Regions from separate parts of the Homo sapiens genome. Here all the other regions are linked to region 1. Evidence: chromatin loops called from intact Hi-C (ENCODE). Cell type or tissue: heart right ventricle. All regions are shown on one strand. Region 1 overlaps MECR (mitochondrial trans-2-enoyl-CoA reductase). Region 2 has its middle 17 kb from the start of OPRD1. Region 3 has its middle 27 kb from the start of OPRD1. Region 4 overlaps EPB41 (erythrocyte membrane protein band 4.1). Region 5 overlaps EPB41 (erythrocyte membrane protein band 4.1).

What was found. Hi-C counts contacts between places; a loop is a spot of excess contacts. Peaks named below come from ENCODE experiments on the same cell type or tissue, not always from the same donor. Only the 100,000 strongest peaks of a DNase experiment are listed, where the experiment ranks them.
Region 2: it touches region 1 in a loop (4-fold over the local background); 63 of 110 quality-filtered maps call a loop at or near these places.
Region 3: it touches region 1 in a loop (6-fold over the local background); 65 of 110 quality-filtered maps call a loop at or near these places.
Region 4: it touches region 1 in a loop (8-fold over the local background); 77 of 110 quality-filtered maps call a loop at or near these places.
Region 5: a loop joins it to region 1, with 6 times the contacts of the local background. A loop is called at or near these places in 76 of 110 quality-filtered maps.

What each region holds. Positions count from the first base shown.
Region 1 is chr1:29,200,353-29,205,352 of GRCh38, reverse strand. It overlaps MECR (mitochondrial trans-2-enoyl-CoA reductase), which reads left to right. Exons shown (of 10, transcript NM_016011.5): 5 at 2,120-2,222; 6 at 3,308-3,410; 7 at 4,764-4,837. Among named protein-coding and RNA genes, the nearest start is that of SRSF4, 21 kb to the right of the region's middle. RefSeq lists a silencer at 2,232-2,321. In heart right ventricle, a CTCF peak has its summit at 2,286 (motif pointing right); a DNase peak (open chromatin) is centred at 2,332; H3K27ac peaks cover 1,212 bases.
Region 2 is chr1:28,792,903-28,797,902 of GRCh38, reverse strand. No RefSeq gene overlaps it. Among named protein-coding and RNA genes, the nearest start is that of OPRD1, 17 kb to the left of the region's middle. In heart right ventricle, no CTCF peak of the experiment used is centred here; no DNase peak of the experiment used is centred here.
Region 3 is chr1:28,782,232-28,787,231 of GRCh38, reverse strand. No RefSeq gene overlaps it. Among named protein-coding and RNA genes, the nearest start is that of OPRD1, 27 kb to the left of the region's middle. RefSeq lists an enhancer at 1,437-1,486. In heart right ventricle, CTCF peaks have their summits at 1,762 and 1,964 (motif pointing left); a DNase peak (open chromatin) is centred at 1,931; H3K4me3 peaks cover 578 bases.
Region 4 is chr1:29,031,382-29,036,381 of GRCh38, reverse strand. It overlaps EPB41 (erythrocyte membrane protein band 4.1), which reads right to left. Exons shown (of 21, transcript NM_001376013.1): 9 at 3,137-3,289; 10 at 459-556. Among named protein-coding and RNA genes, the nearest start is that of TMEM200B, 90 kb to the left of the region's middle. In heart right ventricle, a CTCF peak has its summit at 2,335 (motif pointing right); no DNase peak of the experiment used is centred here.
Region 5 is chr1:29,041,936-29,046,935 of GRCh38, reverse strand. The region is part of intron 11 of EPB41 (erythrocyte membrane protein band 4.1); the gene reads right to left. Among named protein-coding and RNA genes, the nearest start is that of TMEM200B, 79 kb to the left of the region's middle. In heart right ventricle, no CTCF peak of the experiment used is centred here; a DNase peak (open chromatin) is centred at 3,116; H3K4me3 peaks cover 408 bases; H3K27ac peaks cover 1,026 bases.

The DNA.
Region 1 (5,000 bases):
AATTAGCCCGGCGTGGTGGCAGCGCCTGTGACCCCAGCTACTCAGGAGGCTGAGGCAGGAGAATCGCTTGAACCCGGGAGGCGGAAGTTGCAGTGAGCCAAGATTGCACCACCGCACTCCAGCCTGGGCAACAGAGCAAGACACCATCTCAAAAACAAAACAAAACAAAACAAAACAAAAACTAACCCTTGAATGATGAGAGGCTGGGCCAGTTTTCCACTAATTCTCACACCCCATTGTTTAAGGGTCGCCCTAAGGGCATTAACCTCCTGGGCTGCCTCTGCACACCATGCACATCCATGCACATCCGTGAGCCGCAGTGGCTGTAGAACTCACCCAAGCCACCTCTCATACCAGCGAAGAAACTGAGGCCCACAGTTGTTGGAGTGTGATGAAACATGGTGCCCAGCCACTGTCCAAGGCCTGGCTGAAAGCCGATGCCAGTTCCCACAAGAGAAATATAGGTTTCTTGCAACTATGGCAGATGGTTCCTGGGAGCCTTTGGTGGAGAAAGCCAGTGGCTGTGACCAGGGACCTTTGCTGGAGTCCTAGTGCAGCAGACACTTTGTTTGCTTGCATCCCATGCCCTAAAGCCACCTCCCATTTAGGCTGCAGCTGTAGTAACAGATCTAGGCATTTCGACGCTGCCCACCCTAAGTACCCACTGCACACCTCTCCACTTTCCTGCCTCAAGGCTGATATGGCCTGAACTAGATCACTGTTGAATAAACTTAGGATCTTGACACATGGTAAGAATTACATTTTATATTGTGATCAGTTTATACAAATAGGAATATATATATAATGGAAACCAAAGTTTCGTGAAATACCCTTACTATGTGTGACATACTCTGTTATTTTTTATTCTCTTCTCAATTTTAACTTTAAAAAAAAAAGGTGCTTGCAACCAACTAGATTGATTCATAATCCACTGGTGGGTGACAACCTGTACGTTGACCCCTGGTGAAGACGAGTGGGCATTCTTCTTCCAGGAAGTCCTCTATCTCTAGTTTCAGCCCGTTGTGTGACAGATCCCTGCTGCCTCTCAAAAACCAGATAGCATTTCAAATTCAACAAAGCACTTTCCCGGACACGATGCATTTGACTCTAATCGGGGGCACTTTTTTTTTTTAATAGAGGGAGTCTCGCTCTGTCACCCAGGCTGGAGTACAGTGGCGCGATCTCAGCTCACTGCAACCTCCACCTCCCGGGTTCAAGCGATTCTCCTGCCTCAGCCTCCCTAGTAGCTGGGATTATATTTTAAGGGAAGGAAACTGAAGTTCACAGAGGTCATGACTTGCCCTGTCTGTTTAGTTACAATCATTGGTGAAACTGAGACTCATGCCCAGATCTGTCTCATTCCAGAGCCCACATTTTTCCCAGCATGTCACACCGCCTTCCCCAATGGCCAGGTCCAAAGCTAAACCTGGGCTTTGCCACAGAACTGTAGGACCCTGTTTCAGGGGCTGCCAGTTTCTCCAGCGCAGCTGTAATCCCATTTCAAGGCAGTGCACCTTTATTAAACACTGCAGAGAGGAATAGGGCATGACCCTTCCCTCTCAAGAAGCTGCAAGCTGTTGATAGAAATGGACCTATATACAATGAAGTGTAAGATGGGGCAGACCGTGGTATGTGCATTAATACAGATGCCCACAGAGCACTGTGGGAGCACATAGAGGGAACAATCCAGGAAGGCTTCATGAAGGCTGCACTTGAGCTGCGCTTCAAAGGATCTACAGGATTTCAATAGGAAGGAAGAGAGAAGGAGGGAAACATTGCAAACCAAGGAAATAACCTAAGTAAAGACTTGAGGACATAAAAGTTGGGAGGATGACGAAGGCTATAAAATATTTTACATAGCAGGGCAGGGTCTAAATTATATCCAGTGTAGATGCTGAGTTGCCAAGTCCTGGGAGGCATCGTGAGTGTTGTGGAAGTTTAGGAGGCATTAGGAGAACAGTGAGAAACAGTGGAAGGTCTGAGAAGACTCAGCAGCCAGGTCCTGGGTCCCTGTTGAGCCTGAGGACTCCCTTGCCTACAGAAGGATCCCCGGCTGGGAGCCTTTGACCTATTGCAGATCTATACAGGGCTTGATTTGGTTCTCTTCCTGGCTCCACAGGGGATTCTGTCATCCAGAATGCATCCAACAGCGGAGTGGGGCAAGCAGTCATCCAGATCGCCGCAGCCCTGGGCCTAAGAACCATCAATGTGGTCCGAGACAGGTGCGTGGGGAAGGAGGCTTCATCCCAGACCATGTCTTGGGTCTTTCCCACCTCCCATCCCTGCGGTGCCCAGTTGTCCACCAGAGGGCGCCCTTGCATAAGCATAAACTGGCTTTAGGCATCGCTAACAGTTGGCGGCTGAAACAGATGAGTCAGTCCTAAGAAATGAAGTCCAGCTGGCTTTTGGCGATAGGATGAGTGAATCTGACATGTAAAGAGAGGGCAGGAAGGAGGTGGAGACTGCCCTTACTGAATAGCTAAGACTTTCTGAGACTCTTGGCTTGTGATAACCTCATGTTTTCAAAACCCCAGTTGATATTTGGGAATGATTTGAGCTGTATTATTCTTTCTGTGAACTGTCTAACCCAAGGCCCCTTTACCCTTGCTTTTGTGTGGTACTTGGAAGTGCGCTAAATACAGACGTGAAGGAGACAGGGGCAGGTTTGTCATCTGTCTTTTACAGATGAGGAAACTGAAGTTTCAGGGAGCAGCTTGCCCTGGAAGACACAGCAAGTCAGTAATAGACTCGGTTTCCTCACTTACTCTCTTTCCATCATATCGTCCAGTTTCTCTAGGCCTCACTGTCCATGAATGTGGCTGTGGCTGTCATGGAAGCCCACTCTTAGTATAATCGACACCAGCTTCAGTTCCTCAGTTGTACTCGCAAAAATAATTCCATTTGCCTTAACCAAAGAGACCCAGAGCCACTCCTGGTCTAGACTGTGTATGTCCAACACTCTGAAGAACCACTTGAAAAGAGGGGGGAAGTGGAGTTTGTCCTTTCAGTAGAAGAAATCAGGAAGTTAAGTGACTTCTCCCTGGGCACAGATGGCTTCTAACACTATTGAGCTGTCAGGGCCTGTGAAAACCACCCAGTCTCACTCTGTTGCCAGTGAGGAGACAGCCAAGAGCTATTGAAGCTGCATGAAATTAGGTGGCTGGTCCCTGCTCAAGCCTGGCTTAAACCTAATCCCAGCTTCCTGCAAAAAGAAGCACGGGTTCTCCCAGCTGTGGCAGAGAGGTCCTGGGGGGCTTTGGTGGAAAAAGCTGGCAGATGTGACCAGGGACCTATGTTTGGTTTCCAGACCTGATATCCAGAAGCTGAGTGACAGACTGAAGAGTCTGGGGGCTGAGCATGTCATCACAGAAGAGGAGCTAAGAAGGCCCGAAATGAAAAACTTCTTTAAGGTACCTAGGAAGAGGGACATTGCCCCTCCAGTCCACGCACATCTCCCTGAAGAAAGTTGACATGCATTAGAGAAACTGGGGACTGGCCCCATTGTTCCTCTCTGGAAACCTCCCTTTGCCTCTTGGTTGGTTAAAGCCCATTCCCCCTAGCCAGGCGGCAGGCAGCACGCATTAAGTGCCCAGATGCTGGGAGGGAGGCATGAGAAACAGAGTTTAGGAAACCCAGTATGACTTGCAGTTTAAACGTTTGTGGTGGGCCGCATCAGCCCACATGTGTGACTCTTAGAACTGGCAGGAGAGGACCTGAGGAAACAGAGACACAGAAAGAGAAAGAAAAGAAGTAACCTTTCCCAACCACCTGCCTTACATTTTATCTGATGATTTCCACAAAAGCTTTTCAAAGGAACTGTTATCTGTTTTACAGATTAGGAAACTAAGACTCAGAAAAGAGGAAATGCTTAACCAAAATCATATAGTTTATAAGGGCTCCAGAGAGTCAGAGCTGGCCTCAGTCTCTCCGAACTCAAAGCCTCTTAACCTTCCAGAACCTCCACCCCACAACATGCCTAGTAAGTGACCAGACCCTCAGCCCCTTTTCACTGAACCATCTGGAGGAACCAAAGACACACACTCAAGAGCATGCGCTTCTTGCGAACATTTCTGAAGCAGTAGATCAGCATATATAATATCAGCTGAGTCAAAGAACTGAAAAGGGGGGCACACAGGGAGCTGAAACCCACCAAACTGCATGCAGATGCCCTTTGCCTATTCTTTCCCAGAGAAGATGAGTTCTGCCAGGTCCTAAAATGGACAACAGGATTAAGTTGCTACAGAAAAGGCCCTTCTTGGCTGGATGAGGTGACTCATGCCTGTAATCCCAGCACTTCGGGAGGCCAAGGCAGGCGGATTGCTTGAGTCTGAGAGTTTGAGACTAGCCTGAGCAACATAGTGAGACCTCTGTCTCTACAAAAAAACATTTTTTTTTAATTATCTGGTCATCATGATACTCATCTGCAGTCCCAGCTACTTGGGAGGCTGAGGTGGGAGGATTGCTTGAGCCCAGGAGGGTAAGGTAGCAGTGAGCCATGATTGCACCACTGCACTCCAGCCTGGGTAACAGAGCGAGACCCTGTCTTAGAAAGAAAAAGAAAAAAGAAAGAAAAGACACTTCCTAAGCAGAGAAAAAGGTGAGTTCAAAGGCATAAACACACACACATATACATAAGTACGTGCACGCAAACAAAGGCATAAACATCTCATTTACTCCCTCCTTTTAACACAGCACTTGGGCAAGCTTCAGACCCCATATGTAGAGCGGGGATGCTCCCTCACTGCACTTTTGTTGTTTTCCAGGACATGCCCCAGCCACGGCTTGCTCTCAACTGTGTTGGTGGGAAAAGCTCCACAGAGCTGCTGCGGCAGTTAGCGTAAGTCCCTTGGGCCTGCAGGTCCAGCTCGCCAGAGCTCTCCAGGTCTTTAGCTGGGAGGACCATCAAGTGACTGAGTCCCATCGCCAGTTCGAGCCAAGTCCAGGTCAGCACAATGTTGAGTGGAAACTAGGACCAAAGTCATCCAGCTATTTGGGCACTG
Region 2 (5,000 bases), 410 kb after region 1:
AGAGACAGGGTTTCTCCATGTTGGTCAGGCTGGTCTCGAACTCCTGACCTCAGGTGATCTGACCGCCTCGGCCTCCCAAAGTGCTGGGATTACAGGCATGAGCCACCACGCCCAGCCGCACACAGCTTCTTATGAATGCATATTTTTCTGGAAATGGAGGAAAGTTCCTAAATTCTAGGTCTCAGTTAACACCAGGCTGTGCTGCCCTGGGAGTTACACACCCCAGCCATCAAAAGGATGCAGAGCAGAGACTAAAATTTCAGCAGAGTTGGGAAGTAGGGCTCAGAGATAACCAGGCCCATGTAAGCCCCCTGGAAATACAAGCAAGTTTTGAGGAGGGAATTGGAATTTCCACTGGGCACAGAAGGAAGGGTTCAAACCCATCTTCTTTCAATCTTAAAACCTCCGGCTGACTTCTGGGTGACCGGCATACGAATGCACAAGAAAACAAAGTGGAGAAAGCTTGACACCCAGACGCCATCAGGGGCTATTTCTGAATGAGGGAACAGCATGTGATTTTGTTTACTTTTTAAAATATCTTTGTGCATCTGTCTAAATCTTTTACAATAAGCAGAAAAACAAATCCAGCAAAGTTATTTTCATTTTGCAACATACATAAATAAATCCTTGCCGTCAATCTGGCGGAAGTGGCCAAGTGGCAGGTCCCATCTCACTAAGAGGGGATGGGAGAGAGACAGGAGAGAAGCGGGACTTGTTCGTCCACTGCATTTGGAAACGTGATTCATTTCGCACTTTAAGCTGCCATGAAAATGAAGACAGCGCCAAGGGAGACTTGCAAGAGTTGCCCATCTCTCTGTCTCCCTCCTACTCTCTCTCTCCCCTCACCCTTGTCTCTTTCCATAGCAAGTGTGAGAGCGGCCCCAAGTGTCCTGTCCTTCTCTCCAGAGAGCTCACGCCTGGCCATTTGCCTACCAGACCCAGAGCTGCGTCCCGGTTGCTCTCAAGTCCAGGAAAGTTAACAAGGCAGTGTCCGCTCCCACCTTTCTCCCTCCCAACTCCATGCCAGGCCTTAATCAAGTTGCTACAAGGCTCTCGGTCACAGTCACAGTCACCTTTGCCCAGAGAGGGAGTTGCTATTCTTCCCTTCATTCCCCAAGGCAATGTGTGCCACAGGCCAGTTCCAGGGGTGCCAGCTAACAAGCCTTGCTGACAGCTTGACGTCTTACAGGAAAACTCAAATGTTGATATCCAAAAGCCCCTCCTCAGAGACCCTGCTGTCCCCCCAGCCTCCCACCCTCATGTCAGCGGAGGACTCCCTGCTCACATCAAGCTCTTCCGTTCCTGCCCTTTCTTCGCTGAGCCCAAACTGCCCCACCCCATTTCCCGGATCTTCCAGAGAAAGAAAACCACAACAACATCTGCAACCAAAGACAAACAAACGACAAAAACTACTAATAACCAAACAACCTTTCCACCCAGAAAGATGCCCTTTACCTCATTGTGCAAAGCAGTTTAGCTCTTTTGGCCTCAATTTCTCCCACCACATTCACTCTGGGACTTGCATTGCATAACGAGAAGGCCAAGTAGGTATGTTGTCCAAAAATAGGCAGTTTTCCACCAGGATGGAATCTGGCTGCATATAGAAAATGCAATGCTGCCAGGCAGCTTTTTTTTTCCTTAGTTGAACATACATAACAAATTCTACCATTGCAGGCAGGTTTTTAAAATAGGACTTTTGCCAGACGCGATGGCTCATGCCTGTAATCCCAACACTTTGGGAGGCTGAGGCAGGCAGATCACTTGAGGTCAGGAGTTCAAGACCAGCCTGGCTAACATGGTGAAACCTCGTCTCTACTAAAAATACAAAAAATTAGCCGGGCGTGGTGGCGGGTGCCTGTAATCCCAGCTACTCAGGAGGCTGAGACAGGAGAATTACTTGAACCTGGGAGGTGGAGGTTGCAGTGAGCCAAGATCGTGCCACTGTCTCCAGCCTGGGCGACAGGGACTCCATCTGAAAATAAATAAATTAATTAAATAAATAGGATTTTCCCCATCCCTGCTACATTATGAATAAAAAGGGCAAATTAAGTCTAAGGAGAATATGAATGGCAGCGGGGGTGGGAAATTGTTTGCCAGGCAGGTGGCTTCAAGTGCCCAGGAGGTGGCATGCACTTCTCCTGGGCACCCCCAAGTTACAGCTTCTGCTTGCCTGATGACTGCCCAGCTGGGAGTGACTAGCGGTGAGATTGCAAAATTGTGTTGAGGCCCTACTGCAGAGGCCTGAAATGCTACTTGGTTGACTATATGCATCTTTCTTTTTCTTTCTTTTTTTTTTTTTTAGACAGAGTCTCGCTCTGCTTCCGAGGCTGGAGTACGGTGGCGCAATCTCGGCTCATTGCAAGCTCCACCTCCTGGGTTCAAGCCATCCTCCTGCTTCAGCCTCCCAAGTAGCTGGGATTACAGGTGCCCACCACCAAGCCCGGCTGATTTTTGTATTCTTAGTAGAGACAGGGTTTCGCCATGTTGGCCAGGCTGGTCTTGAACTCCTGACCTCCAGTGATCCGTTCACTTCAGCCTCCCAAAGTGCTGGGATTACAGGTGTGAACCACCACACCTGGCAACTATGTGCATCTTTCTAATCCATGAGGAGCCACTGAAGTGATCATCTGACGTGAGGGTGAGAAGAGCAAGGGAAGAGTCCCAGGGTGGGGAAATGCATTAGGAGAATGGCAGGGAACTAGCCAGGGTCCAGGTTCTGGCCATACAGGGTAGGGAGATAGAACGGAGACTCTCATATAAATACTACACCCTAGGCCGGTGCGGTGGCTTACACTTGTAATCCCAGCACTTTGGGAGGTGGAGATGGGTGGATCGCTTGAGCTCAGGAGTTCCAGACCAGCCCGGGGTAACATGGCAAAACCCCATCTCTACAAAAAATACAAAAATTAGCGAGGTGTGGTAGCACCGCCTGTAGTCCCAGCTGCTTGGGAGGCTGAGGTGGGAGAATCACTTGAGCCCGGGAGGTGGAGGTTGCAGTGAGCCAAGACTGCACCACTGCACTCCAGCCTGGGTGACAGAGGGAGACCCTGTCTTAAGATAAATAAATAAATATTTGTTTATTGTATTTATTTATATCAATAAATTATATAAATAAACTATTTACATGCACATAATTAAATTATTAATTATTCATTTACATTAATAATATTTATTTATGTATCTCATATATATGACATGTGTACACCAGGGTTGGAGAGAAGAGCCCTAATAGAACAGAGGAGACGGAGCTTCGTTGCTGGCACCGTGTCTCCCTGGTTGTGTGTCCTCAGCAAGTTCCTTCCCTTCCTTTCCCCAAGACTCCACGTTCTCATCTAAAGTCTCTTCAGATGCTAAGAGTCCATGTGCAGCTGGGGAGCCAGGCTAAAGGAGAGGGCTCCAGAGGGGCAGCTCAGCTCTGGGCAGGGGGCAGCCATGGTGGGGAATGGGAAGCCCAGAAATAGCTGAGGGCAGTGGCAGGCTAGGGCAGGGGGTGGGGAGCTGGCACTTGACATCTTTGTCCTCACCTGTCCGAAACTCCACTTCCTCATCACCCAGTCAGTCCCTAACACTTCGCAAACTGGCCTCAGCCCCAGCACACTCTTGATGCTGCCTCCTCTGTGGCTGCCAAGGACCCAGGCCCCAAAGCGCTTTCTTGGTTTCCATTCCCCTCAGTCTCTCTGGTACGGCTGACACTGTTGTTCCCTACGTCAGCTGGCCTCAGTCCAGGCTTCTCCTGCCTCTCATAGGTACCAGGTTATTATTCCTAAAGTGCAACTAGCAAATCTCATTCTCTTACTCACAAACCTCCAGTGGGTCCTTACTGCCATGGGTTTAAGTACTAACTCATCCCGGAAGCACGCTCTGCACAATGTAGCCTCAACCTACCTCCCCAGCTGTCTCTCCCCCTTCTCCCTTGCACAAATTGTGAACCCCAGCTGTACTCTCAACATTCTTTCTGACCTTTCTGCCTTCGCTCACCCAGTGATTCTCTCCTGAAATCTCCTTTCTCTGCTGGTCAAATTACTTTCCATCATCAAGGTCCATACTATCTCTTCCTTTAAGGAAGATTTTAAAAATCTGTCTTGAGGCCTGGCGCAGTGGCTCACGCCTATAATCCCAGCACTTTGGAAGGCTGAGGCAGACGGATCACTTGAGGTCAGGAGTTCAAAACCAGCCTGGCCAACATGGTGAAACCCTGTCTCTACTAAAAATACAAACATTAGCCATGTGTGGTAGTGCATGCCTGTAGTCCCAGCTACTCGAGAGGTTGAGGCACGAGAATCACTTGAACCTGGGAGGCAGAGGTTGCAGTGGGCTGAGATCGTGCCACTGCACTCCGGCCTAGATGGCAGAGTGAAACTGTGTCTCAAAAAAAAAAAAAATCTGTCTTGATCATTTCCAAACTTAACCATAAAATAGTTAAGCTGCAGAACAAAGACACTATAAAAAACATGGGTTTACACAAGCCTTCTTTGATTCCTGCCTGTTTTCTAACCCTAGTTCTCCAGTTTTCCCTTTGACTCAGTGAGCTGTTTGATAACCTCCCAATCCATTCCTTCTCTCCTTAAACTACCCAGAATTGGTTTCTGTTGTTTCCAATCAATAACTGTGACTGGTACCCCTGCCTCCCTCCTGGATTGCTATCGAGTGAGATGCTGTCTATACAGGTGCTTTGTGAACAGTAAAACCCAGCAGAAATGTGATTTATCATATTCCACTCTGTATTTCCCCCAACCATCGCCTCCCATCATCCAGCCACCTCCAACAGAAGAGAACCAGCAAAAACAACTCAGAATCACATTAGCCAAAGGGAATGAAGGGCCAGAAGAGCTAGCACTGAGGCCCAAAAATAGAACACTCATGTTACACTTGATAATTACCTCCCTGACTATGACTTTTGCAATTACATAAGCCCAAACTTTTTTTTTTTTGCATTGTAAACAGATAGCAAATAATCTCTAAAACCACTTACTGATGATTCCTGACTCCATTAACGGAAA
Region 3 (5,000 bases), 420 kb after region 1:
TCACCAGGCTGGAGTGCAGTGGCATGATCTCGGCTCATTGCAACCTCTGCCTCCCAGGTTCACGTGATTCTCCTGCCTCAGACTCCTGAATAGCTGAGATTACAGGTGCTCACCACCATGCCTGGCTAACGTTTGTATTTTTAGTAGAGATGGGGTTTCACCATGTTGACCAGGCTGGTCTCGAATTCCTGACCTCAAGTGATCCGCCTGCCTTGACCTCTCGAAATGCCGGGATTACAGGCATGAACCACTGCGCCCAGCCCAGACTAATTTTTGAAATTTTTATACAGTCAGGGGGTCTCACTTTGATGCCCACACTGGTCTTAAACTCCTGGCCTCAAGCAATCCCCCCTCTTTGGCCTCCCAAAGTGCTGGGATTACAGCATGAGCCACCACACACAGCCTGAAAACACTCTTAAAGTATCAGCAAAGACCTATGATTTAGCAAAGAAACCACCTAGAATTCATGATTCATTCACTCAAGTTTATTGAGCCTCTACTATATGCCTGACACATAAATCTCAATTGAATAACTTTCTTCAGACCCTTCTGTATGCATTGCATTAATTTCATAAGACCGTTGTCCTTTCATTGCCTAGGCATGGTGGTTCACACCTGTAATCCCAATTCCCAGAACAGCCTGGGCCACATGATGAAACCCTATATCTACAAAAAAATACAAAAAATAGCTGGATGTTGTGGTGGGTGCCTGTAGTCCAGCTACTTGGGAGACTGAGGTGGGAGGATTGCTTGAGCCTGGGAGGCAGAGGTTGCAGTGAGCCGAGATCACGCAATTACACTTTAACCTGGGTGACAGAGCCAGACCTCATCTCAAAAAAAAAGAAAAGAAGAATGAATGTTGTCCTTTCATTAAAAATGTGAGGCTGGGCTCAGTGGCTCATGCCTGAAATCCTAGTACTTTGGGAGGCCGAGGCAGGCAGATCACTTGAGGTCAAAAGTTTGAGATCAGCCTAGCCGACATGGTGAAACCCCATCTCTACTAAAAATACAAATATTAGCCAGGCATGGTGGCATGTGCCTGTAATCCCAGCTACTCGGGAGGCTGAGGCACAAGAATCGCTTGAACCTGGGAGGCAGAGGCTGCAGTGAGCCGAGATCAAGCCACTGCACAGCCTGGGTGACGGAGGGAGACTCTGTCTCCAAAAAAAAAAACAAACAAACAAACAAAAAAAACAAGAAGTGAGGTCTCACCAGAACTTTTTATTTAATCTCCCACCAAACTCAGGATAACCCAGCCATCCTTGACAATTCATCATTCCCCCAGTTTCCCATGAGTCTGTTACCTCTACCCAGAATGTCCTCCAACTGGATAAATTCTCCTTATGTTTAGGCCCAGTTCAAATGTCATCTCTGTGAACTTTCCCCAAATGCCTCAAACTTAATCCTCCTTCCTCAGGGCTCCTAAGGGCCAGAATAGCACTTGTCTTCCCATATAGCGTTGGTGTCTCTGTGGGGCTGCAGTCTCCCTGACCCAGCTGTGCCTCTTCTTCTTCTTCTTTTTTTTTTTTTTTGAGACGGAGTCTCGCTCTGTTGCCCAGGCTGGAGTGCAGTGGCGCAATCTCGGCTCACTGCAGGCTCCGCCCCCCGAGTTCACGCCATTCTCCTGCCTCAGCCTCCCGAGTGGCTGGGACTACAGGCGCCCACCACGTCGCCCGGCTACTTTTTTGTGTTTTTAGTAGAGACGGGGTTTCACCGTGTTAAGCAGAATGGTCTCCATCTCCTGACCTCATGATCCGCCCGCCTCGGCCTCCCAAAGTGCTGGGATTACAGGCGTGAGCCACCTCGCCCGGCCGCTGTGCCTCTTCTTATAAGCCCGTAATAAATTTTTCAAAAATCACCCAACTCCACTCCCTCCCCGGGTCAAAACGGGACTCTGTGCCCAGACTGCAAGGCTCAGGCTGAGCAGCCATCTCAGAAAATACTTCTGTACTGCCACCTCCTGGCAAGATGGGGTATGACAGCTACTGATTCTGGCTTTTCTGGAGTTCTCTCAACTCCTTGTATTCTTTCATTCATTCGTTCTTTTGTTCCTTCTGTGCCAAACTCAGGTTATCTGGTGAGCCAGACAGACCTAGTTCCTGACCTCAGGGAATTTAGAATTTAGAGCAGAAGACACATTAGGAACTGGAATGTTATGGGAGCTATGATCCTGAATGTTTTGAGGCCACAGGAAATGGGGTGGCTTTGCCTATATCTAAAGCTGCCACCCCAGAGGCCATGACTGGGGTATAGTCTGAGCACGACATTGCCCTGCTATTTTGGCTACTAAGACTCTCACTTGGGAAGTGCATCTGTGACCAGGCCTGTCCTCCATATCCACCCTCTACACATTCTCCTGTGATGTTTTTTGGGGGACTCTGTCGCCAGGCTGGAGTTCAGTAAGGCGATCTTGGCTCACTGAAACCTCCACCTCCTGGATTCAAGCGATTCTCCTGCCTCAGCCTCCTGAGTAGCTGGAATTACAGGCACTTGCCACCATACCCGGCTAATTTTTGTATTTTTAGTAAAGACGGTTTCACCATTTTGACCAGCCTGATCTTGAACTCCCAACCTCAAGTGATCTGCCTGCCTCAGCCTCCCAAAGTGCTGGGATTACAGGCATGAGCCACCACACCCGGCCCTTTGTCATGTTTTTTTTTTAACATGATAACAACGGCCGGGCTTGGTGGCTCACGCCTGTAATCCCAGCACTTTGGGAGGCCGAGGCGGGCGGACCACAAGGTCAGGAGTTCAAGACCAGTCTGGCCAACAGAGTGAAAACTCTACTAAAAAACTACAAAAAAGGTGGGGCACAGTGGCTCATGCTTATAATCCCAGCACTCTGGGAAGCTGAGGTTGACAGATCACGAGGTCAGGAGTTCGAGTCCAGCTTGACCAATATGGTGCCCTGTCTCTACTAAAAAAACTACAAAAATTGGCCAGGCATGGTGGCGCGCACCTGTAATCCCAGCTACTCAGGAGGCTGAGGCAGGAGAATCGCTTGAACCCAGGAGGCAGAGGTTGCAGTGAGCTGAGATCATGCCACTGCACTCCACCCTGGGCAACAGAGCAAGACTCCATCTCAAAACAAAAACAAAAACAAAAAAAATTAGCCGGGTGTGGTGGTGTGCGCCTGTAATCCCAGCTACTCAGGAGGCTGACGCGGGAGAATCGTGTGAACTGGGGAGACAGAGGTTGCAGTGAGCTGAGATCGCGCCACTGCACTCCAGCCTGGGCTACAGAGCGAGATTCCGTCTCAAAAAAAAAAAAAAAAAAAAAAAAGATAACAATTAAGAAAAACAGTACACCATACTAAAAACAACTCAGCATCTCTCTCAGTTCCTCTGAATGGCTGGGTCCTGGAATCCATTTCATACCTTCTTGAAGTGAGCTGGAAGAGACCTTCACTTTCATTTATTCATTCTGTAGATAAGCATTGAGCATGTATTAGGTACTAGGCATTGTGTTAAATGCTGAGGGGGTAACAGTGAACAAGAAAGCAAATGGTGTATACTCTCATGAAGTTTATGTTCTCTGTAGGGAGAGAGAAAACAAAGTAAGTACACAACTTTTAAGTATTTCTTGTTAATAGGTGGTACATAATGTGATCCAGAATGCAAAAGGATGCACAATGAAAAGCTCCCCACTCTTACCCCAGCCGCCTAGTGCGCCCCCATAGGGCAAGCAATGTTATCAGTTTCCCCTGTAGCCATCCAGATATAACATATACATGTACAAGCAAATGTATTCTCTCCCTCATTCTTGTTATACAAATGGTGGTATTTTATACACTCTGTGCTGTACTTTGGGTTTTTTCCACTTACCAATATATCTTAGAAAGCATTTTTTTTTTTTTTTTGAAATGGAGTCTCACTCTGACGCCCAAGCTGGAGTGCAGTGGCGCAACCTCGACTCACTGCAAGCTCCACCTCCTGGGTTCACGCCATTCTCCTGCCTCAGCCTCCCAAGTAGCTGGGACCACAAGCGCCCACCACCACACCCGGCTAATTTTTTGTATTTTTTTAGTAGAGACGGGGTTTCACCGTGTTAGCCAGGATGATCTCGATCTCCTGACCTTGTGATCCGCCTGCCTCGGCCTCCCAAAGTGCTGAGATTACAGGCGTGAGCCACTGCACCCGGCCAGAAAGCATTTTATATCAATACATGGATTCTTACCTTTTGTTCAGTTGTATAGTATCCATTGTATGAGTATTACATGATTTAAAATAATGTTACAGGGCCGGATGTGGTGGCTCATGCCTGTAATCCCAGCACTTTGGGAGGCCGAGGCAGGCGGATCACAAGGTCAGGAGATCGAGACCATCCTGGCTAACATGGTGAAACCCCGTCTCTACTAAAAAAATACAAAAAATTAGCCGGGTGTGGTGGTGGGTGCTTGTGGTCCCAGCTACTTGGGAGGCTGAGGCAGGAGAATGACGAACTCAGGAGGCGGAGGTTGCAGTGAGCCAAGATTGCGCCACTGCACTCCAGCCTGGGCTACAAGAGCGAAACTCCATCTCAAAAAAAAAAAAAAAATCCCAGCTACTCAGGAGGCTGAGGCAGGAGAATCGCTTGAACCTGGGAAGGAGGCTGATGCCATGGCATGGGTAGGGTGACAGCAATGGGGGTGGAGAAACACTGGCGATGTGGGGATTTATTTTGGAAGTGGAGCTCACAAGACATGCTGATGGGAGTGGGTTAATCTCACAGATCATGCAGCCCAGGTCCCTCACTTCCCAAACAGGCCAAGCCTAACGACTTGCTTGTCACAGGTCAGAGCTCTGTAGTGGTGGATCCTGGCCTAGAATCCAACGTTTCTGACTCCCACATCAGTGTTCTTTCACTTTAGTGAAGCAGAAGGAGTTGGAATTTGAGTAGAAACTGTAATCTTGAAATTCTATGCGCCAATAATTACTGACATATTCCTTTTTGTTGTTGTTGGGCAGCTTTCTGTTGGCTTTCTTGACTCCCTGCCTCAGGGTAGAAAGACACAGATCTGG
Region 4 (5,000 bases), 170 kb after region 1:
AGGCTGAGGCAGGAGAATCACTTGAACCCGGGAGGCGGAGGTTGCAGTGAGCCGAGATCGCGCCACGGCACTCCAGCCTGGGCAACAAGAGCGAAACTCCGTCTCAAAAAAAAAAAAAAAAAAAAAATCACACGTGGAGGTAAGTGAGGGTAACTCCCCTTAATCGGACTGACTTTAGCTACAATTAATGCAATCCCAGAGTCCCTGGTAAATACAGGTTCCCATTCCTTACTCCTCTCTTCCTTCTACCATACACAGACAGGTGCTTTGGAAATGTTGAGGCATACTTTTCAACCCAAAGGGAGAGAAATGGATTCATTTTGTCTTGCTTAAGATGATCTCACCTGAGCTAAATAAAAGAGTGCCAGTCATACAATGAAAGGAATTTTAATAGCAGGCTTAAAATAGAAACGTTATAAATAATTTATCCTTGAAAAATACTTAAGTGAGAATAATACCTGAAAAACGTGTGATGTTCTACACAGACTTTCCATAATTTCTTAGCTGCTCGGTAACTGGGAAGTTTGAATCCGATGGTACTTTCATACTGCTCTTGCTACAAAAACACAAATAAACATGGGACATGAAGTATTACATGTGATACAGTACCAGATTACAGTGATACAGTACCAGAGAAATATGGTGCCACAGAAGAGGCCATTGTTACCAATTTAAGGACATAAAATGTCATTTGGAATTTTTTCCTACTTACTGAAAGAAATTCACTCACTGAGGGTGGCTTTTTCCAAAGCAAGAAAGCCAGGGAATGCATCTCATATAATTTAAGCTTTTTTTTTTTTTTCCAGAAAACACACACACATTCATTATACATTTTTCTGAGACACAATTAAGTCACCTCTTGATTGTCCAGACACTGCTTTTCCTTAGTCACTATCTGCATTTGGGACACTGTTCAATGAACAGGGAATGGGATATTGACCAAGTCCTCCAATCAATCAATATTATTATGCAATAGAAATTAGTAATAGGAGCTAAAGATTTTAGTTCAAGCCAGATTTTTAAATCAATTTTTTAAATTGACAAATAAAAATTGTACATACTTATCATCTACAACATGTTGTTTTGAAATATGTATACCTGCCAGGCACGGTGGCTTACGCCTGTAATCCCAGCACTTTGGGAGGCCGAGGTGGGCAGATCACAAGGTCAGGAGTTCAAGACCAGCCTGACCAACATGGTGAAACCTCATTTCTACTAAAAATACAAAAAAAATTAGCCGGGCATGGTGGCACGCGCCTGTAATTCCAGCTACTCAGGAGGCTGAGGTAGGAGAATCACTTGAACCTGAGAGGTAGAGGTTGCGGTGAGCTGAGATGGCGCCACTGCACTCCAGCCTGGGTGACAAAGCGAGACTTCTTCTTCCAAAAAAAAAAAAAAAAAAAAAAAACAACAAACAAACAAACCCAAGAAACACGTATACATTGTGAAATGGCTAAATTGAGCTGATTAACATATGTATTACCTGACACACTTATTATTTTTTTGTGGTGAGAAAACTTAAAATCTAGTCTCTTAGCAATTTTTCAAGAGAACAATACATTGTTATTAATGATAGTCACCATGTTGTACAATAGATCTCTTGAACTTATTCCTCAGATTCTTGAATCATTAAATATTTCTTTTTTCCTTTGATTGATCATTAATTTATCTAGATTCCTCTTATACTGAAGCAAAACATATTCTCCCAGGGTTACTAGAAACACTGTCCTGCTGACCTCTTGCCTCTTTATTTCTACTTTAAGCATATTTTATAAGATGGAAAGGAAACTGACATTTATTTTGAGTGCCTACTATTGCCAGTAACACTATGATTAGATAATATCATCTATATTTTTAGACATGAAGAAACTGAGGTCAGAGAAGTTATTTGCTCAGACTGACAGCTATGAAATGACAGAACCAGATTTTTACCCTCTTCACCATACCATGCCACTGCTAAATCATCTACTGCTGCCACAATACTTTTTCTCAAAATCCTGTTGTTCCTGATTGCCTTCTAAATAAGAATTCTACATTTTTAGAAGCTAAGGATTTCCCATTTTCATATTAACGTGTGTGAGGGATGAGATTCTAATTTGCTGTTATATTCCTAGTCCCTAGAATAGTGTCCAACACAGGAAAGCTCTCAATAAATATTTGTTGATTGAATAACTCTTGAATTTGAAATTTTAAGGGAAGACACTGACTGCTCTGTGCTAGGCATAGGTAAAATAATTATGGTACAAAATAAATGCTTCTATGGTAATCCCTATCCAAGATTTTTAAGGCTCCACATCCAGAATTTGCAGGCACAAATAATTAGCCATTATTCACCAGCAGATGGTGATATATACACACAAAAGCCACCTTAGGTTAGTATCATTTCCTATATAGAACTTACACAGCTGTCATCTCATTTGATCTTCAAATAACTATGATGGAGAAGGTATTATCCTGCCCAAATGACAAGGAAGCTGAGCCTTAGATTTGTCCAGGTCTTTTGCTTAGTATGTGGCAGAAAAGAAGTCAGAACTTTTTAAAAAACTTTAATTCCTACTTAAACAATTTTATGCTATTCCATAATGGCTCTTCAATACAAAAGTTAAATTTGGCCAGCATTAGTATATCCCCAAACCAACTAATAAATGAATTAACTGGTACAAAGTTGAACATCCAACTCTTATTAAAAATCTAGAACTTGGCCCTAGAACTCACTCTCAGTAACCACGAGAAGCTATGCATACAAATAAATTTTAATTATATGAGATAAAGGATTGGTGATGCCAAACATGAGTAATTTATCCCTATAAATAATTTTAAAATCTCATGCTACTCAATTTAAAAATATTTTTCCATTAAGTTTTTGCTTGGCGTAAACAAGGAACAAATGTATCAGTCCAAGTTTAACTTTTTGCAATGGTATATTTACTTACAAAAAGTGAAATGTCCAGAAGACCAGTAGTAAGGAAAAGAAGTAGCATCACAGGACTGATCAACTTAGAAAACGGAATTATCAGCCCTTCAATAGTTAACTATAGAGAGACTTCTCAGATGACTTAATAAGGAAAATGGAAATGTAGATATTTCAGATACAGACTGTGTCTGGTTTGGGAGGAAGGAAATATAAATTCTGTACCTCTCCAGGCCGAATCTTGATGAAAAAGCTACTACGTTTATAAGAAATCTTCAGCACTTTGGGCCAAGGGAAGCGGTTAATTCTCAGCTTATCTTTGTAAACCAGAAGGCCACTAGAGCAGACACCTAGGATGATATCTACTCCTTCCAAGTCCTGAAAAAGAAAAATGTTAGGATTTCAGTCTGGAGCAAAGTACTCAATACACTGTTGACTATTACTAGATAATCTGAAGATAACAACCAAAAACAGTTACAAAACATACAATGAAAAATAAAGCTCAGCCTAACAGTTATAATTTATGGACCTATTATGTTTAAATCAGCAGTCATGACTTCCTGGAGAGCAGGGCTTAGAGCTATGTATACTACCAAATATACACGCACAATTATTAATTCTTGTTTTTTTATGATAAAGTGTTAACAGCTCCAGAAATGATGTTAAATGTAGGAGTTGACTCTATTCCTATATAAACTCAGCATAAGACAATCTTAGGTTCTTAAAATTGATGTTAAGTATATTAAATTAAAAATATGATCCCTAAGTCAAGAAGTTACATTAAGGCACAATGAAATCATATTTATATGCCTCTTTATTAAAGACAACTTTAAAAAATTAAATATGTAATATTAATCATCTATGTCTATAATTCAAAGAAAATAAATTTCACCTAAGTTAGTCCCTACAGCTAACAGTTTGTTTAGCTAAGTAATCAAAACACAAAGTTAAATGCTTCTTGACTACTCTTTCCCCCAAAATGAGTATAGAGAAATATATTAGTGCCTACACGTGTTATAACAGAGAAGCAGGAATTACATACAGTTCCAATTCAGTGACTATGTAACTGAGAATTTCCCAGAAGATGCCCTCTTAAATTTTTAAAGCTTGTGGGTATAACTACATTTCACTTTGGAGAAACAATTTGCTTTACAATATTTGGGAAGGGAACATGCTGCCTGACTCCATCAATACCTGAATTGACACCAGCTTCCAGCAGGAATTGTGAAGCAAAATCTAACCATTTCAGTTTTAGAAACATACCTAATCTGATGTACTGATCTTCCTACAATATACTTTAGAGATTCATAGAAGTTGTAGTACCCAGCCCAAAATAATCCAGAACAACTTTTTTCTTTTTTTTTTTTTTTTTTAAGACAGAGTCTCAACTGTCACCCAGGCTGGAGTGCAGTGGTGCAATCTAGGCTCACTGCAGCCTCTACCTCCTGGGCTCAAGCAATCCTCCCACCTCAGCCTCCTGAGTAGCTGGGACCACCAAAGGCACGTGCCACCATGCCTGACTAATTTTTTGTATTTTCTATGGAGACGGGATTTCACCATGTTCCCCAGTCTGGTCTTGAATTCCTGAGCTTGAGCGATCGGCCGCCTCAGCCTCCCAAATTGTTGGGATTACAGGTGTGAGCCACCACGCCTGGCACTGGACCTCCCCAGCAACTTTAGTAGCTGAAGAAGAGAGAAGTAAGGAGACTTTCCTTAAGGATTCATTCTGTTAGGCTGTATTAGGTAGAACTAGGATTAAAGCTCAAGTTTCCAGGGCCCTACCCAAGTGGTTTTTGAATGAGCCACTGTGGTTCATTCAGTGTGCATCAGAACAACCTGGAGAACTTAAAATGGATTGCTGAGCTCCACCTCCAGAGAGTCTAACTCAGCAGGCCTGGGATGGGGCCTGAAATGTGCATTTCTAACAAGTTCCTAGGTGATGTTAAATGTTGCTGGCTCAGACACCATACTTTGAGAACCACTACTCTAGGCCAGTGGTTCTCAGATTCAGGCATGAATTAGAATCATTTGGGTGCTCATTAAACCAAGACATTCTAGAACCTCGCCTCCAAATTAATTCCATACATCT
Region 5 (5,000 bases), 160 kb after region 1:
TTATGAAAATAGTTGTAGAAATCCTAAAACAATAAAAAAGAAAAGAGTATTACGACCAATTCGAACTTACTCCAAAAATTCTTAGGTCGTTTAAAAATTGAAAGTAAAAATAATATACCACATTAACATAAAAAGGAGAAAAATCATTTTATTATATCAACTGATGAAGTAAAAAGCATTTGATAAAAGTAACACTAATTCACAATTAAAATGTGTAGGAAACTAGAATGACAACTTCCTTATATGATAAAGAAAATACCATATAAGGAAGCTTGATGAAATACTGAAGCTTTTGCCCTAAAATTGGGAAAGATGATAGTTATTAATGCTTGTATTCAGCATTACATTGGACGTTCTAGCCAGCAACAAAGCAATTAAAGAAATTAAAAATGCGAGATGGAAAGGAAGACATACAACAATCATTATTTTCAGTTGATGTTGAGTACACAATAATGTATACCCCAAATAATCCACAGATAAACCATTAAAATTAATAATAAATTTTTTAGGGCTGGGTGTGGTGGCTCACGCTTGTAATCCCAGCACTTTGGGAGGCCGAGGTGGGTGGATCACGAGGTCAGGAGTTCGAGAACAGCCTGACCAACAGGGTGAAACCTCGTCTCTACTAAAAATACAAAAAATTAGCCGGGCATGGTGGTGGCGTGCACCTGTAATCCCAGCTACTCAGGAGGCTGAGGCAGGAGAGTCACTTGAACCCAGGAGGCAGAGGTTGCAGTGAGCCGAGATAGTGCCACTGCACTCCAGTCTGAGTGACAGAGTGAGACTCTGTCTCAAAAAAAAAATAAAATTAAATTAAAAAAAAATTTTTTTAGTAAGATTACTGAGTATAAGGTCAAACTAGAAAAATTAATTGTATTTCTATGTACCAAAACAATTGAACAAAAAATAAAAAATTTAGGATACCATTTATTTTATTTTGTTTTATTTTATTTTATTTTAGAGACAGGGTCTCACTCTGTTGCCCAGGCTGCAGTGCAGTGGCACAAGCACAGCTCACTGCAGCCTTAACCTCCTAGGCTGAAGTGATCCTCCTGCCTCAGCCTTCCATGTAGTTGGGACCACAGGTGTGCACTACCATGCTCAGCTAATTTTTTTTTTTTTTTTTTTAGAGACAGGGTCTTGCCATGTTGCCCAGGCTGGTCTTGAACTCTCAGACTCAAGCGATCCTCCCACCTTGGCCTCCCAAAGTACTGGGATTATAGGCATGAGGCACTGCAACCAGCCAAAAACCAAAAGATACCATTTAAGATAGCAAACGATGGCTGGGTGTGGTGGCTCACTCTTGTAATCCTAGCACTTTGGGGAGCCAAGGTGGGAGGATTGCCTGAGCCTGGGAATTTGAGACCAGCCTGGGCAACATGGCAAGACCCTGTCTCTAAAAAAAAAAAAAAAAATTAGCTGGGCATGGTGGCATGCACCTGTAGTCCTAGCTACTTGTGAGGCTGAGGTGGGAGGATCACCTGGGCCTGGGAGACTGAGGCTGCAGTGACTTGTGATCGCTCCATCGCACTCCAGCCTGGATGACAGAGTGAGACCCTATCTAATAATATTAATATAAAATAGCAAATGACATCAAATCTGTAAGAATAAATCTAATGAAAGATGCACAAGTTACCTACACCAAAAATCACAAAACATTACTGAGAGAAATTAAAGGAAACCCAAACAAAAGGAGGGTTATAGCATGTTTGTGAATCAGAAGACTCAATATTATAATACCAATTATCTCCAAACTGATCCATATAATCAACTAAATCCCAATAAAAGTATTAAGACTTTTTTAGTGGAAATAGAAAATCTGATTCTACAATATATAAGATAACGCTAAGGGCTAAAAATAGCCAAGATAATCTTAGAGAATATTGTTAGAGAATTTAAACACTTATAAAAGCTAGAATAATTAAGATAGTGTGGTATTGACACAAGGGTACACAAAGATCAATACAAGAGATTAGAGAGACCAGAAATGAACTCCCAAATTTATGGTCACCTGATTTATAACAAAGGTGACACTGGAATGCAGTAGGGAAAGAATGGTATTTTATTTTATTTTATTGTTATTTTTGAGACGGAGTCTCACTCTGTCATCCAGGCTGGAGTGCAGGCGCGATCTCAGCTCACTGCAACTTCTGCCTCCTGGGGTCAAGCGATTCTCCTGCCTCAGCGTCCTGAGTAGCTGGGAATTCAGGCATGTGCCACCATGCCCAGCTAACTGGCTAATATTTTTGTATTTTTAGTAGAGACAGGGTTTCAACATGTCAGCCTGGTTGGTCTCGAACTCCTGACCTCAAATGATCCGCCCGCCTCAGCCTCCCAAAGTGCTGGGATTACAGGTGTGAGCCACCACATCCAGCCAATATTTATTTATTAAATACACTGTAGCAAGAACTGTGGTAATTACCATGAAAAGTTAAGACCATACATCTTAAAAAAAAATTCAGAATATAAATGTAATAAGGCAGTCAAGATGTGATTTCTGTAAAGCTTTCTAACTTGTTCAAGGTACCAAAGCTCATTAACACTTGACTCTTTGGTTATCTTTGCTATCAGGAAAAGACAATACATCAGGCATAGTATCTATATAACCATGAAACTCCATTTAGCAAGGAAAGCCATGGAACATGCTATCAGACAGACCTGGATTTTTGTCATAGTTTGCAACTTACTGTCTGTGAGATGCTGAACAAGTCACTTAAACTTTCCAACCTCAGTTTTCTCACCTGAAAAATGGGGATAAAAAGATAATTCCCCACACATAAGGTAAACTAGAAGTAAGGTGATTTACTGGACAAGGAGGGAGATGCCTGATATTGTTATCTGAATATGGCAAAGACATGAAGATTAAATGATTATGCCTCAAACTTAACTTATCCACAGTAGGAGTTTTTATTTTCCATATCCCCAACTCTGCTACTCTCCCAGATTTTCTCATTCTACTAAATGATTAAGCCAAGCAATAAAACTTGAGTTTCTTTTCCTTATCATCTCCAATACTTAATTTGTCAGCAATTCAGTCAGCCCTATCTCCAAATGTATCCCTGACTACTTTTCCCTGTCTTTGTTGCCAACACTCAAGTCCAGGCTGTCCCAGACTCTGCAACAGCCTTCGCCCTGCTTTTCACTGACACTTCAATGGACTATTCAGCTGTCAGCGATCTTTTAAAAATGGGATTCAGATTGCATCACTCCCTCTAATAGCTTCCCAGTGCAAATGAAATACAATCTAAACTCTTTACTGTGACCCACAAGGCCCTATACAATCTGGCTCCCACCTACTTCTCCGACCTCACTTATTTTGTACTCCTCGCCCCTTCATTTTCTGGAATCTAGACCTATGCTGTCTGATATGTGAGCTACACACCACATGTGGCTATTTAAATTGGAATTAAAATTCCGTTCCTCAGGCACATAGCCACATTTCAAGTTCTTAGCTTAGCAGCTATTGGCTGCTGAACTGGATATCACAAAATGAAAGATTTCCATCAGCACAGAAAGGTCCATGGGACAGCACTGCTCTAGACACATGGCAAGCTCATTCCTACTTTCAGGACTTTGTACTTGCTACTCCCTCTTCTGCAAGGCTCTTTCCCCAGATTTTGAGATGGCCGGCTCCTTCACATAATTCAGGTCTCAGCTCAAATGAAGCTCCTCAAAGAAGCCTTCTAAATTAGATTGGACCATCCAATCTGAAATACTCCTTAATTTCCCCCATCCCCAGATAGTCTATATCCCTCATCCTGTTTTATTTTCTCCACAGCATTCATCACCATCTGAAATTATTTTGTTTTATTCTTCTTTGTTTCCAATGACAGAAGGTAAGCTCCATGAAGGCAGAGACTATGTTTGTGTGCTCACGGCTGTATCTCTAGTGACTGGAATACCATCTGGCCCATAGGAAAAATTGTTGAACAAAGTAATAAATATGTATCTGAAAGAACATGAGTTTTGGAGTTAAACCAACCTGAATTTCACTCTTAGCACTTCCATTTACCAGATGTCACGTCTTATGAAAAGTCATTTTAATCTCCAAGCCTAGTTCATAGTGTTTTCATGAAGATTAAGACAAAGCATGCAACATGCCTTGTATTGTTACTATTAAAACAGCCCCTCAGGAGAGTAGAAAAACACCAAAAAAAAAAAAGTTGGGGGGTGTCATGTCTATAATCTCAGCACTTTGGGAGGCTGAGGCAGGCAGATTACTTGAGGCCAGGAGTTCAAGACTAGCCTAGCCAACATGGTGAAACCCCATCTCCACTAAAAATACAAAAATTAGCCAGGTATGGTGGCACATGCCTGTAATCCCAGCTACTTGGGAGGCTGAGGTACGAGAATCACTTGAATCTTGGAGGCGGAGGTTGCAGTGAGCTGAGACTGTGCCACTGCACTCCAGCTTGGGTGACAGAGTGAGGCTCTGTCTCAAAAAAAACAAAACAAAACAAAACAAAAAAAACAAAAAAGCATGACTCACAGTATGGAAGCACAAAAGTCCTACTGCTTAGGTGATCTTTTTTCCAAATGTGGCTGACCCCTTCCTGATTCCTCTAAATTAAGGACATATGCTCTCATAATGCCTTGTTTCTTCCACTATGATGAATATTATAATATCCTCCATTAGGTTAAGAATTGAATGAGGGCAGGGACTCTCACTATAATATCTCTTGCACCTAGCTCATTACCTAGCACAAGAGATGACTAAACTATGAAACCAAGAGGAACATTGTAAAAATGATCTTTTCACATTCTATTATAAAATTTCCTCACATCATGGAAAGAAATACTTGCTCAATTAGTAGGGAACTTCCAAATGGTGACTATGGCTGCTGTACAATGGTCTACATATCTCATGAGAGGGTCTGCATACATCTACAAACCAGAATATAGTAGCATGGTTCCAGATGATACAAATGTTACAGCCAGAAAAACAGCATCTTAATGATAGCTAACATTTTGTGGGGGGAACTCATTAAGTGGCAGCCATT